Linked DNA regions of Homo sapiens: region 2 is linked to region 1. A link is a loop called in an ENCODE intact Hi-C map of the cell type or tissue named here. Cell type or tissue: IMR-90. All regions are shown on one strand. Each heading gives the region's core, and the rest is flanking DNA. Links, peaks and the distances in the headings are about the cores only.

The links. A loop is a pair of places that touch in the nucleus more often than their neighbours do. Peaks named below come from ENCODE experiments on the same cell type or tissue, not always from the same donor. Only the 100,000 strongest peaks of a DNase experiment are listed, where the experiment ranks them.
Region 2: it touches region 1 in a loop (2.2-fold over the local background); 1 of 110 quality-filtered maps calls a loop at or near these places.

Annotation. Positions count from the first base shown.
Region 1 is chrX:44,912,666-44,918,250 of GRCh38, forward strand. All of the region lies in intron 2 of KDM6A (lysine demethylase 6A), which reads left to right. Among named protein-coding and RNA genes, the nearest start is that of KDM6A, 42 kb to the left of the region's middle. In IMR-90, for the core only: no CTCF peak of the experiment used is centred there; a DNase peak (open chromatin) is centred at 2,406; H3K4me3 peaks cover 533 bases.
Region 2 is chrX:45,008,650-45,014,234 of GRCh38, forward strand. It overlaps KDM6A (lysine demethylase 6A), which reads left to right. Exons shown (of 30, transcript NM_001291415.2): 5 at 2,312-2,370. Among named protein-coding and RNA genes, the nearest start is that of KDM6A, 140 kb to the left of the region's middle. RefSeq lists an enhancer at 4,749-4,868. In IMR-90, for the core only: no CTCF peak of the experiment used is centred there; DNase peaks (open chromatin) are centred at 1,172 and 2,692.

The DNA.
Region 1 (5,585 bases), core at 220-5,219:
TGAGAAGAATATTTATATTAGGTCCAAAGGCCCTCAGTGAACCTGAGAGAGAATCAGCTTATTTTCCTTTTAAAATAGGTACTAAAATTTCAGAGCAGTTGTCTTTCCTAATAGCTTCGTCTACTTCTGATTGTCACACACTCTCTCTGCACTCCTGCATATTGATTATTATATTGTAACATTTTTACCATCTACCTGGAGGTGAATTAATACATGATTGTGCTAAGAATAAATATACCATGTGTTATACTCAAAGTTTGCAATGTTATCTGCCCTCATTGCTTTTAAGTAAGCCTTTTAATGCTCTAGGCCTTACTTTCCTCATCTGTAAAATAAGGATAATAGTACAGTTGATCTTTGGATAACAAGGGTTTGAACTGCGTGGGCCCACTTACATACGGATTTTCTTCCACACATGCTACCCCTGTAAACAGGAAGAGTAACTTCTCTTTCTGCTCCTCCTCCTCTTCAAAATGGAGATGACGATGATGAAGACCTTTATGGTGATCCACTTCCACTTAAGAATAGAAAATGTATTTTATGTTGCTTATGATTTTCTTAATAATATTTTCTTTTCTCTAGCTTATTGTAAGAATACAGTATATAATACATATACCAAATATGTGTTAACTGTTTTTTTTTTTTTTTTGAGACGGAGTTTTGCTGTTTGTTGCCCAGGCTGGAGTGCAGTGGTGTGATCTTGGCTCACTGCGACCTCCGCCTCCTGGGTTCGAGCGATTCTCCTGTCTCAGCCTCCCGAGTAAATGAGATTACAGGCACTCGCCACCACGTCTGGCTAATTTTTTGTATTTTTTTTTGTAGAGACTGGGTTTCACCATGTTGGCCAGGCTGGTCTCGAACTCCTGACCTCAGGTGATCTGCCCGTCTTGGCCTCCCAAAGTGCTGGGATTACAGACATGAGCCACCATGCCCGGCTGTGTTAACTGTTTATATTATTGGTAAGACTTCTGGTCAACAGTAGGCTATTAGTAGTGTGAGAAATGGGAAAGTTCTTCAAAGACTATAAAAAGTCACAATTTCTTACTATAAGATTGCTATCCACTATTTGTGTGTGTGCGTATATATATATATATGTATACGCACACACACATATATTCCATATCAGCTGTCCTAGCTTGCTCCAGCATGCCTGGGCAGAACTAGACAAGTCCCAGCCCATAGTGCATGCCATTCCTTATTTGAAGATGCGTCCTTAACTATCCCTGGACAACTTCCTTTTCTTTCTTTCTTCTGTTCCCCTTACCCAATTAAAAAAGTTTTAAACCAGTAGCCAATTGGGTAAAGTGTAAAATGTGAGATCCTATTTCAGCCAATGGAAACTGGACACAGCAGTAGGATCGATGTGTCAGGTTATAAATAACCCTGTCTCCTTTGTTTGGTGTGCTCTCCTGGCTGGACAGCTTATTTAGTAGCACCCTTTCTGCAGAAAGTAAAGCTCGCCTTTCTGAGAGATCATTTGTTCCCGCATTAATTCTTTTTTTGTGACACCAAAAACTTTATTCCCAACACTAGTTATGTTTTGGGGGAGTCAAAAGTTACATGTGAATTTTCAGCTGTGCTGGGGGGGTCAGCACGCCTATCTGCCTCGTTATTTAAGGGTCATTTGTACTTACCTCATAGGTTTCTGTGAATTAAATGAGCTAAGGCATGTAAAGTGCACCGTACTTAGCAGTGAGTAAATGTTGTTAATAATTAACAATTCTGATAATCTACTTGGTGAACAAGAATAGGATATGTTAGAATGATGTCTCATATATGTTAATGCAGAAGTTTTTTATGTCTCAGATAAGTTTTTTAGGTAGATAAAGGAAATGAAGGAAATGATTCCAGGAAGAGCACTGTGTCAGGAGTGAATCATAAGAAAGATGTTACTATTAGGTTGTGGATTCTAGGTATTCTTTGGGATGTTTCTTTTTCATATGTTCCCTGACCCTATCCCTAGACTTTGCCACTTACCAGCTGTGAGACTGTGGATAGGCTAAACTACTCATCAAAGTACCAGTTTTTGTAAGTTATTTACTTTTGGAAAAGAACCAGATGTAATTCAAAGTTTTCTCTGTAATACCACCCTTCTTATTTACATCTAGTATACTTTCTTGAGTGGTTGGACAAAGTGGGTGGCATTAGCAAAGCTAGCTTGGAACTGAGCATAATACTGGATACTCTTGTGAGAGTATGTCTGAAGTGAGAGCATTCTGTGGCCAAAAAGTCATACAGCCACTGTCTTACACTATTTTCTTGGGTTAATTTTTGACCCATAGTGGTAAACCTAGTTATGAGTCTGTCCTGCTACATTTACATTCTGTGTTGATAGAAACATTTGGAGCTGGCTAGGCTTTTCTAGAATCTAGACAACTGCTTTAGTCAGTTGTACATTGTGGATGTTTCCTAAGCATTGACCCTAGCTCCAAGGTTTTTTTCTTGCCATTAGTCATCTGCTTAGTATGAAAATTCTGTGAGCGGTGATAATACGGTGAATATGTAGAAAAATGGCTATTTATTTTAACCTTTTTTAATGTTGCTGGTCATAAGTTTATGTTGCTACTTCTTTTTAAATGAACAAGAACAGAAAGGGCACAAACTTTAGTTTTGGAAAATGTAGGTATTGTAGCTAAAAATGACATCCCTCTGTTCCAATGCTGGAAAAAGTGACATTTCTCCTTTTCTGAGACCTAGCCCAATTTATTGCTTGTGTTCATCACCCTCTGGTATTGTACACCAGTGGCTGGCCTTGGATCTGTATTCTCCCTGTTGGAGATAAGAAATATCTGCTGTCATGAAAAAACCTTTTATCGTAGAAGAGCGGTATAGCTAATCTGCTTTGTAATAGAGTAGTGTACGCTCTTATCCACGGTTTCACTTTGTGTGGTTTCAGTTGACCTGTGGTTAACTGCAGTCAGAAAATATTAAATGGAAAGTTCCAGAAACTCCTAAGTTTTAGATTGCACCCTTTTCCGAGTAGCATGATGAAATCTCGCACTGTCCTGCCTAGGAGGTGAATTATCCCTTTGTCCAGCTTATCTACACTGTTTACACTGCCCACTGTTAGTCCACTTAGTAGCCGTCTGAGTTATCAGATTGACCGTGGTGGTATCAAAGTGCTTGTGTTCAAGTAACCCTTATTTGACTTGATAATGACCCCAAAACACAAGAGAAGTGATGCTGTCAATTTGGATATGACAAAGATAAGCCATGAAGTGCTTCCTTTTAATGAACAGGAGAAAGTACTTAATAAGGAAAGAAAAAAATCATATACTGAAGTTCATCACAAGAAGAACGGTGAGTACAGTGCAATACAATATTTAGAGAGAAAGACCACATTGACATAACTTTTATCGTAATTTATTGTTATAATCGTTCTATTTTATTAGTTATTGTTAATCTATTGTGCCTAGTTTATAAGTTAAATGTTATAGGCATGTATGTATAGGAAAAAACATAATATATATAGGGTTCTGTACTATCTAAGGCTTTAGGCATTCACTGGGGTCTTGGAACATTTCCTCTGTGAATAAGGGGGACTACTGTATTTTTTGATGCCCTTTTTCCCATAAAGGACTGGGGCATCTTTCATAAACATATACTTAATGTTCATTGTTGACCAAGCAGGCTAGAAATAGTAAGTAGTCTTCTGTGGGGAGGAATACTTGTGCCCTTATGACTATATTCTGTCAAAAGGATAGATTTCATAGTAATGTTTGAGGGAAGAAAGAAAGGAAGGAAGGAAAGAAGGATCTGTAGCAATTTACTTATCAACACTGAACTTTTTGAATTAAATTTTCCCCCTATGCTTTGGCTGCCTTTACTGTTTAAAAGAGGAAAGAATGAGAAAGTTAAAGAAAAATGCAACTTTTTTCTTGCTAATGTGTGTTTCCTTAGACTGCCCATCCCTCACTGCTATATACTTTAGTAGTATACCATATTTTCTCTGTAGTGTCATGCATTTTTCTATTTTTTAAAAAATTATTTTTTTTATTTAGAGACCGGGTCTCACTGTCACCTAGGCTGGAGTGCAGTGGCGTGATCATGGCTCACTGCAGGCTCGACCTCCTAGGCTCAAGCAATCCTCCCACCTCAGCCTTCCTAGTAGCTGAGACTACAGGTGCACACTACAACACCTGACTAATTTTAAAATTTTTTGTAGGGACAGGGTCCCACTGTGTTGCCCAGGCTGATCTTGAACTCTTGGGCACAAGCGATCCTCCTGCCTCAGCCTCCCCAAAGTGTTGGGATTACAGGCTCATGAGCTATGGTGCCCAGCCCATCTTACCATTTTAAAATTTTGTCTTTCCTGCATGATTGCTATTTCTGTGATGACACGGTCTGTCTATATACTCACTTTTTTTTTTTTTTTAATTTAAGTAGAGTTGCGCTCTGTTGCCAGGCTAGAGTGCTGTGGCCCGATCTTGGCTCACTGCAACCTCCACCTCCCAGGTTCAAGCGATTCTCCTGCCTCAGCCTCCCTAGTAGCTGGAATTAACAGGCACGTGCCACCATCCCCGGCTAATATTTGTATTTTTAGTAGAGATAGGGTTTCACCATGTTTGCCAGGCTGGTCTCGAACTCTTGACCTCAAGTGATCTGCCTGCCTTGGCCTCCCAAAGTGCTGGGATTACAAGGGTGAGCCACGGAGCCCAGCCATATTTTCTTGATCATATTTGTGATAGCACAGTAGAATTGTCTCTTTAAGTGTCCCCACCCCTCAACACACACATACCTTGAGAGAGCATGAATCTTTTATCCCTTTATTTCCTCAGTTTGTTGTAATAACAGATGTGTTATATCTGTGTAGTAAATGTTCAAACGTAGGTTAAATTCTTTTTCATTTAAAAATGATGACAAGATTGTTACATTTTGGTCTTTTTCTGATGTGAGCTGTTTATATGAGTTGACCTTTTCTGTCCAGAAGGAATAGAAAACATACTGGCAATGTGGGTAGGTTTTATTCCTCCTGCGCTTCCTTATATGAGATAGGCAGAAGAAATAGTATAGTATTCTTATTTTACATATGAGGAAACAAAGGTTCAGAGTGTTTTAAGTGGCTTTACTAAGATCTCACAGTTACCAGATGGTGGAGCTGGAACTTAAACCAAGGTTTGTTAAGTTTTATTTTTAATCTGAGTTTTAAGGCTGTTATTGGGGTTTTATTTTTAATCTGAGTTTTAAAGCTTTTAGTTTAGTTAATAATGTCTAGTTAAGCAAAAGTATCGCATTCTTGCAATTCTTAAAATTAAGTTTGTCTTTAAAATTACATGTAAAGTTACATTTAAAGTTAAAGATATTAAAGTGTGAAACCTAAAGCACAACTGGACATATTCTTGAGTGAATGTAATGGCTTTTCTTTGTGACTTTACAGTGTCTTATACCAAGGGAAAGGTAATGGTAAAAAGATTTCTTCCAGAAACTGTGTTGGCTTGTTCAAACATCTCTGAATAAATTCCTTATGTGTATTTTTTCTACTACTAGAAAACAGATTTATAAATGTAATTTATAAATTAAATATAAACTGAACTAAACCCAGTACAAAAATTGAAAGTAACATTAATATGATGGGGATGATATTT
Region 2 (5,585 bases), core at 396-5,395, 96 kb after region 1:
GGAAGTATATTTTATTCAGATTGGTTTGTTTAACCCTTGAGAATTGTCCCTGGCACCAAGTAAATGCTCAGATTATTTCAGGGGATGGGATAGTAGATGAATGATCCTGATTAAAAACAGTTTCAACTAAATTTAAAATTAAAAAAAATTTAAACAGGAAATTTAAAAATGGATGTTGTCTGAGACCTTTGTGACTCCTGGAATTTGTGAATACTTCTGTAATATAATTTCCTCATTCGGAAAATTGGGGGTAATGAGGACTTAATAAAATGAAATTACCATATTTTTACATTTGACAATGTATTTAAGAAACTTAGTGTTTCTAGAAAGATACTTAGAATTCAAAGGAAATGCACAATATAATTTTAGGACAAACTTTAGCATTTTTAAAAAGCAAGAAAAGTCACTCAGCTTGTTACTGGAAAGGGGTCCTGATCCAAACCCCAGGTTGGATCTCACGCAAGAAAGAATTCGAGGATAATCCAGAGTAAAGTGAAAGCAAGTTTATTAAGAAAGTAAAGGAATATCTGCTCATCTGACAATACTTACAGTTATTTCTTGATTATATGCTAAACAAGGGGTGAATTATTCATTAGTTTTCCAGGAAAGCAGTGGGCAATTCCCAGAACTGAGGGTTCCTCACCTTTTTAGACCTTACAGAGTTCTGACGTTGTGATAGTGCTGCTAGGAGTGTCTTTTAGCATACTAATGCATTATAATTAGTGTATAATGAGCAGTGAGGACGACCAGAGGTCACTTTTGTTGCCATCTTGGTTTTGGTGGCTTTTGGCTGGCTTCTTTACTGCAACCTGTTTTTATCAGCAAGGTCTTTGTGACCTGTATCTTGTGCCAACCTCCAGTCTCATCCTGTGACTAAGAATGCCTAACCTCCTGGGAATGCAGCTCAGTAGGTCACAGTCTTACGTTACCCAGCCCCTATTCAAGATGGAGTTCTTCTGGTTCAAATGCCTCTGACAAGCTGTTTACATTTTGGGCTTTAAACATCATTGGTTCTTTTTCTCAACTAATGAATTACAGAAGTTGTAGTATAATTACCCTAGTTCCTTCATACTTAGGGCAAGATGACTCTGAGAAATGTTCCATACTGTCTCCCAGAGATCTCCAGCAGGCTTGAGTCCCAGTTGCCTAGAGTCATAATCAGCTCCATAATGCATCCTTTATTGGCATACTTTCCTTTCCTGACTCACTTCTTTACTTCATTAAAGGTATTTCCTCAGATACTTCTCAAATAAACTACTTGTACAAAAACCTTTATCTCACAGTCTTTCTTGGGAGATGCAACGCAGGCAGCATGACAAGCATTGTAATAATAGTTAAAATTTTGAAGTTTTAGAAATCAGAGACATTTGTAATTTGAAGCTTATAATTTCGAAGAAGAAATTTGTTCACACAGATCAGTATGAAAGCTTTACCTTCTTTTTTAATAGGGAAGATTTACTAAAATAGATTTGCTTGGTTATTGATAAAACATATACTGGGTACTCAAACATTTGCTGTTTTTGAAAATAAGGAGTAGGATCTGGGCATGGTGTCACATGCCTTTAGTCCCAGCTACTTGGGAGACTGAGGTGGGAGGATTGCTTGAGCCCAGGAGTTTGAGGCTGCAGTGAGCTGTGATCGCGTTGGGGTGACAGAGCGAGACCTTGTCTCTTTAAAAAAAAAAGAAAAAAAATCATGGAGTTATATAAATATAAATTATATAAATAGCTGGATCCTATTAGGAGTCCAGAGGTCAAAGTTAGTCAGGATAAGTGTTGACACATGTCTTGTTTCATACTGCAAAAGGAGTCAATGATATTTAAAGCACAAGATGTTAATGCCTAGGTGATGATTGGCATGATGCTATTTTTCTTAAATACTAAAATTTGTTTTAGGTTTATACTGTGCATTTCCTTTGAATTCTAACTACCTTCCTGGCAGTACTAAATATAAAATTAAATCCAATTCAAGAAACAAAAAGAACCAGAGGAAGAATGTAGATACAAGCAAGAGAGAATAGGATAACATAGGCTGAGCATTCTCTTATTCCTGAAGAATAGATTTTTAATTTTAGATTTGACCATAGAATTTCTGCTAGTAAATATTTTTATTTCAGGGCTGGAATACCTCTCTAAGTTGATTGGAATCTGTGCCATCTGATCACTGTTATTTTGGTGTTTTAAAAATATATTGTAATGCATGATAGAATTTTAGGACTTAAAACATCTTGGATACCGTATTTTACAATAATAACATCATATATGTTAGATACAAGTATTTTTCCTAAAAATCTTTTTCCCTTCCTTTACAGAATGCTGCCTTTTTATATGGTCTTGGTTTGGTCTACTTCCATTATAATGCATTTCAGTGGTAAGTTGACATAAAACCAGTAATTCAGTCATTTTCAGTAAATGGCTTGTTTGCTTGTTTTGTTTGTGCTTGATTTTTTGTGTGTGTGTGTAATAAATAGAAAATTTAGTGTCATTAAACCTACACTTTTCAGTAATCTTTTGAAATGATTAGATTGTTCCTTGAAGGGTGTTGGCTCACCTTAGATTTTTAGAGTTGTATGTTTTCCTGAAAGAATCTAGTATAAGATTCTGTTGAAGAAGGCTTAGATTAGAAAGCTTTTTGGAATTTCTTAGTCATTCATTATGGACTGGTGTTCCCCAAGTTATTTGAACTGGTGAATCACTGTGATCTCAGAAGTCAAGATATGTGGGTAAATGGTCTATGATGGCTAGTTTTCAGACTTCTAGACAAGATTGACCACTTCTCCCTTCCACATACCAGCTAGCACTTTCCAATATCCAGTAACTAGGCACCAACTCATAAACTCTCAGTTCTCTGTAGAATAGTACCACTTCAGAGTTGGAGATTAAATATAATAATAGTAATATATAAGATTTTCTAAACTGTAAAGTGAAGTACCCTGTAATATTATGGCCTTTGCCCCATTGTTGTTTTTCTGTTTACCAGACAATAGTATGCACTAATGGGGTAAAAAGGCATATAGTTTTAGTTGAAAGATTGGTATTGTTGTCACAGCATTGCCACTTAGTTTGATCTTGAATTAAATAACTTCTCTAGGTCTGTTTCCTCTTTAGTTTGTTTATTTATTTATTTATTTATTTTATTTATTTATTTATTTTTTGAGACAGGGTCTCACTCTGTTGCCCAGGCTGGAGTGCAGTGGCGAGATTGCAGCTTACTGCAGTCTCAATCTATTGTGTTCAAGCAGTCCTTCCACCTTAGCCTCCCAAGTAGCTGGGACCACAGGCACATGCCACCATGCCCAGAGAGTTTGTTTTTATTTGTAGAGATGGGGCCTCCCCCTATGTTGCCCAGTCTGGTCTTGAACTCCTGGCCTCAGGGCATGCTCCCACCTCAGCCTCCCAAAGTGCTGAGATTTACAGGCATGAGCCCCCACGCTGGCATCATCATTTGTTTAAAAAACAAAACTACATAGCAGTCACTTGCCTTTCCTATAGAGTTTTGATGATCAAGTGAGATACAGTACATTTTATAAAATGTCAACCCAATGTAGATTTTTTTTTTTTTTTTTTTTTTGGTCAGAGTCTCACTCTGTCGCCCAGGCTGGAGAGCAGTGGCACGATCTTGGCTCACTGCAACCTCCGCCTCCCGGGTTCAAGCGATTCTCCTGCCTCAGCCTCCCAAGTAGCTGGGATTACAGGCGCCCGCCACCATGCCTGGCTAATGTTTTTGTATTTTTAGTAGAGACGGAGTTTTACCATGTTGGCCAGGCTGGTGTCGAACTCCTGACCTCAAGTGATCCGCCCACCTCAGCCTCCCAAAATGCTAGGATTACAGGTGTGAGCCACCACACCTGGTGACATTTTTTATTTTTAGTGTATCTGACCTTTTCAGAGTCCCTTCTGTGCTCCAGAATTTTAAGCTCACGGGTGAGTTCTGTGGGAGTCCAAAGGAAGGTGATTGAGTGGCAAAATGTTACAACTCTGTCATATACCTATTGGGCACCCTGAATACTTATTACAGAGCATTTACATATGCATTGACAGTGATTTTATATGGTTTCCCTAAAGAGGAGGCTTTATACATGGATGGTTTTTCCTAGTATCCTTTTTCTTCCCTCTTAGCTTTTGGTCTTGTTGGCTTTTGATCATGTGTGGAAGCACTGCTTTGTTAGAGAATACCTGTGTGTATATAGTGTATTATAATGATTCAGATCACTGGTTTTCTTTGTAAATCTTAGGAAGGTATAATTGATTTTTATGAAGAAGCTTTGTAATTTTATTCTCTATTAAATTATCCTAAATAAAGCCTCCTAACTTCATGTTCAGTGTATTGTATTTAAAACCAAAGATAGATTAGGACTGTTTTAAAATCTTTCAGTTTCTTTAATAGCCTACTTATAGAATTCAAATTCTAAACTTCTAGAATTAGAAGTAGTCTTAGAGATAATTTAGTTTTTCCCCCTTAATTTTGTAGATGGAGAAAGCAAGGGGGTGTGTGTGTGTGTTAGTCAGTATTACATAACTGTTGAGTGGCAGAAGCAAGCTTATGCTCATAGTCTCCAATCAAATATTTTATTGTACTCTGTCCCCAGGTTTTAAGATTGAGAGGTGGTTATTATTTAATCAGTATTTGTCATTGTTCACTTGAGCACATTGATATAATCTTTATGGCCAACTAGAAATAATTTAGGTGACACCTGAGGGGAGGAACTCTTCTGTTCTACCTCATACCAGCCAGTTTTCGCATACCTATGGCAATTTGTAAGCCTCTCTGTGTACTGGGGTTAAGAACATAAAATTAGTAATGAGGTGAACCTGTCAATAGTTCAAATGTTGATTGCTTTAATAAGCATGTGGCCATGTTAAGTTAGCAGGCTTGTAGCTGTGATTCCTTATCTACATATGATTTCTATATTTTTCAGTTGACCTAAGAAATGAAACTGAATGATATAAGGACAATGCAATGTCTACATTAATAAGTGCCCCCTGCTCTGTTGATCCTGTTCTGGTTACCATCATTTTCTCATGTCTTGAGTTTCAATTCTTATAGCTGCTTCCTAAAATGATACATCTCACACCCTATCTTATGAATTCACTCTGGCTGTGTTTTTCTCTTGCTAATCAAATGTTCTTTCACAAATTTGCCTCACATTTTTGCTTTAACTTGATATTTCTTTAACAGCTATAAAATTAGAAAGTATGGGGTAGGTGCTTGGTGATAGTTTTAGAGTACAGCCTTAATTGATTGGAGCTTATTTAGGTTAAAACTACTTTTGTGTTTTATTTGTAGATACTTGCTGATTACTGGGATCAGGAATGTTTTAGTTACATGTCAGGTTCTTTGGGATCTATTGAGAAATGTTTCTGGGGATGAGTATGGGTTCTTGTTTTGTATTGTCAGCATGAAGAATCTGCCTATGATGTTTCAGAGTGTTGTATCTCTGGTACATTTATAATTTAAGTAAAATTTGGTATTTGCTAATTGTGTCTGTTGGCATTTGTTGAGGTTAAGCATTTTATGATAATGTGTGTGACCAACGTGTGTCTGAGTTGGTGACTTAAAATATTGAGAGCAATTTTATTAGTTAT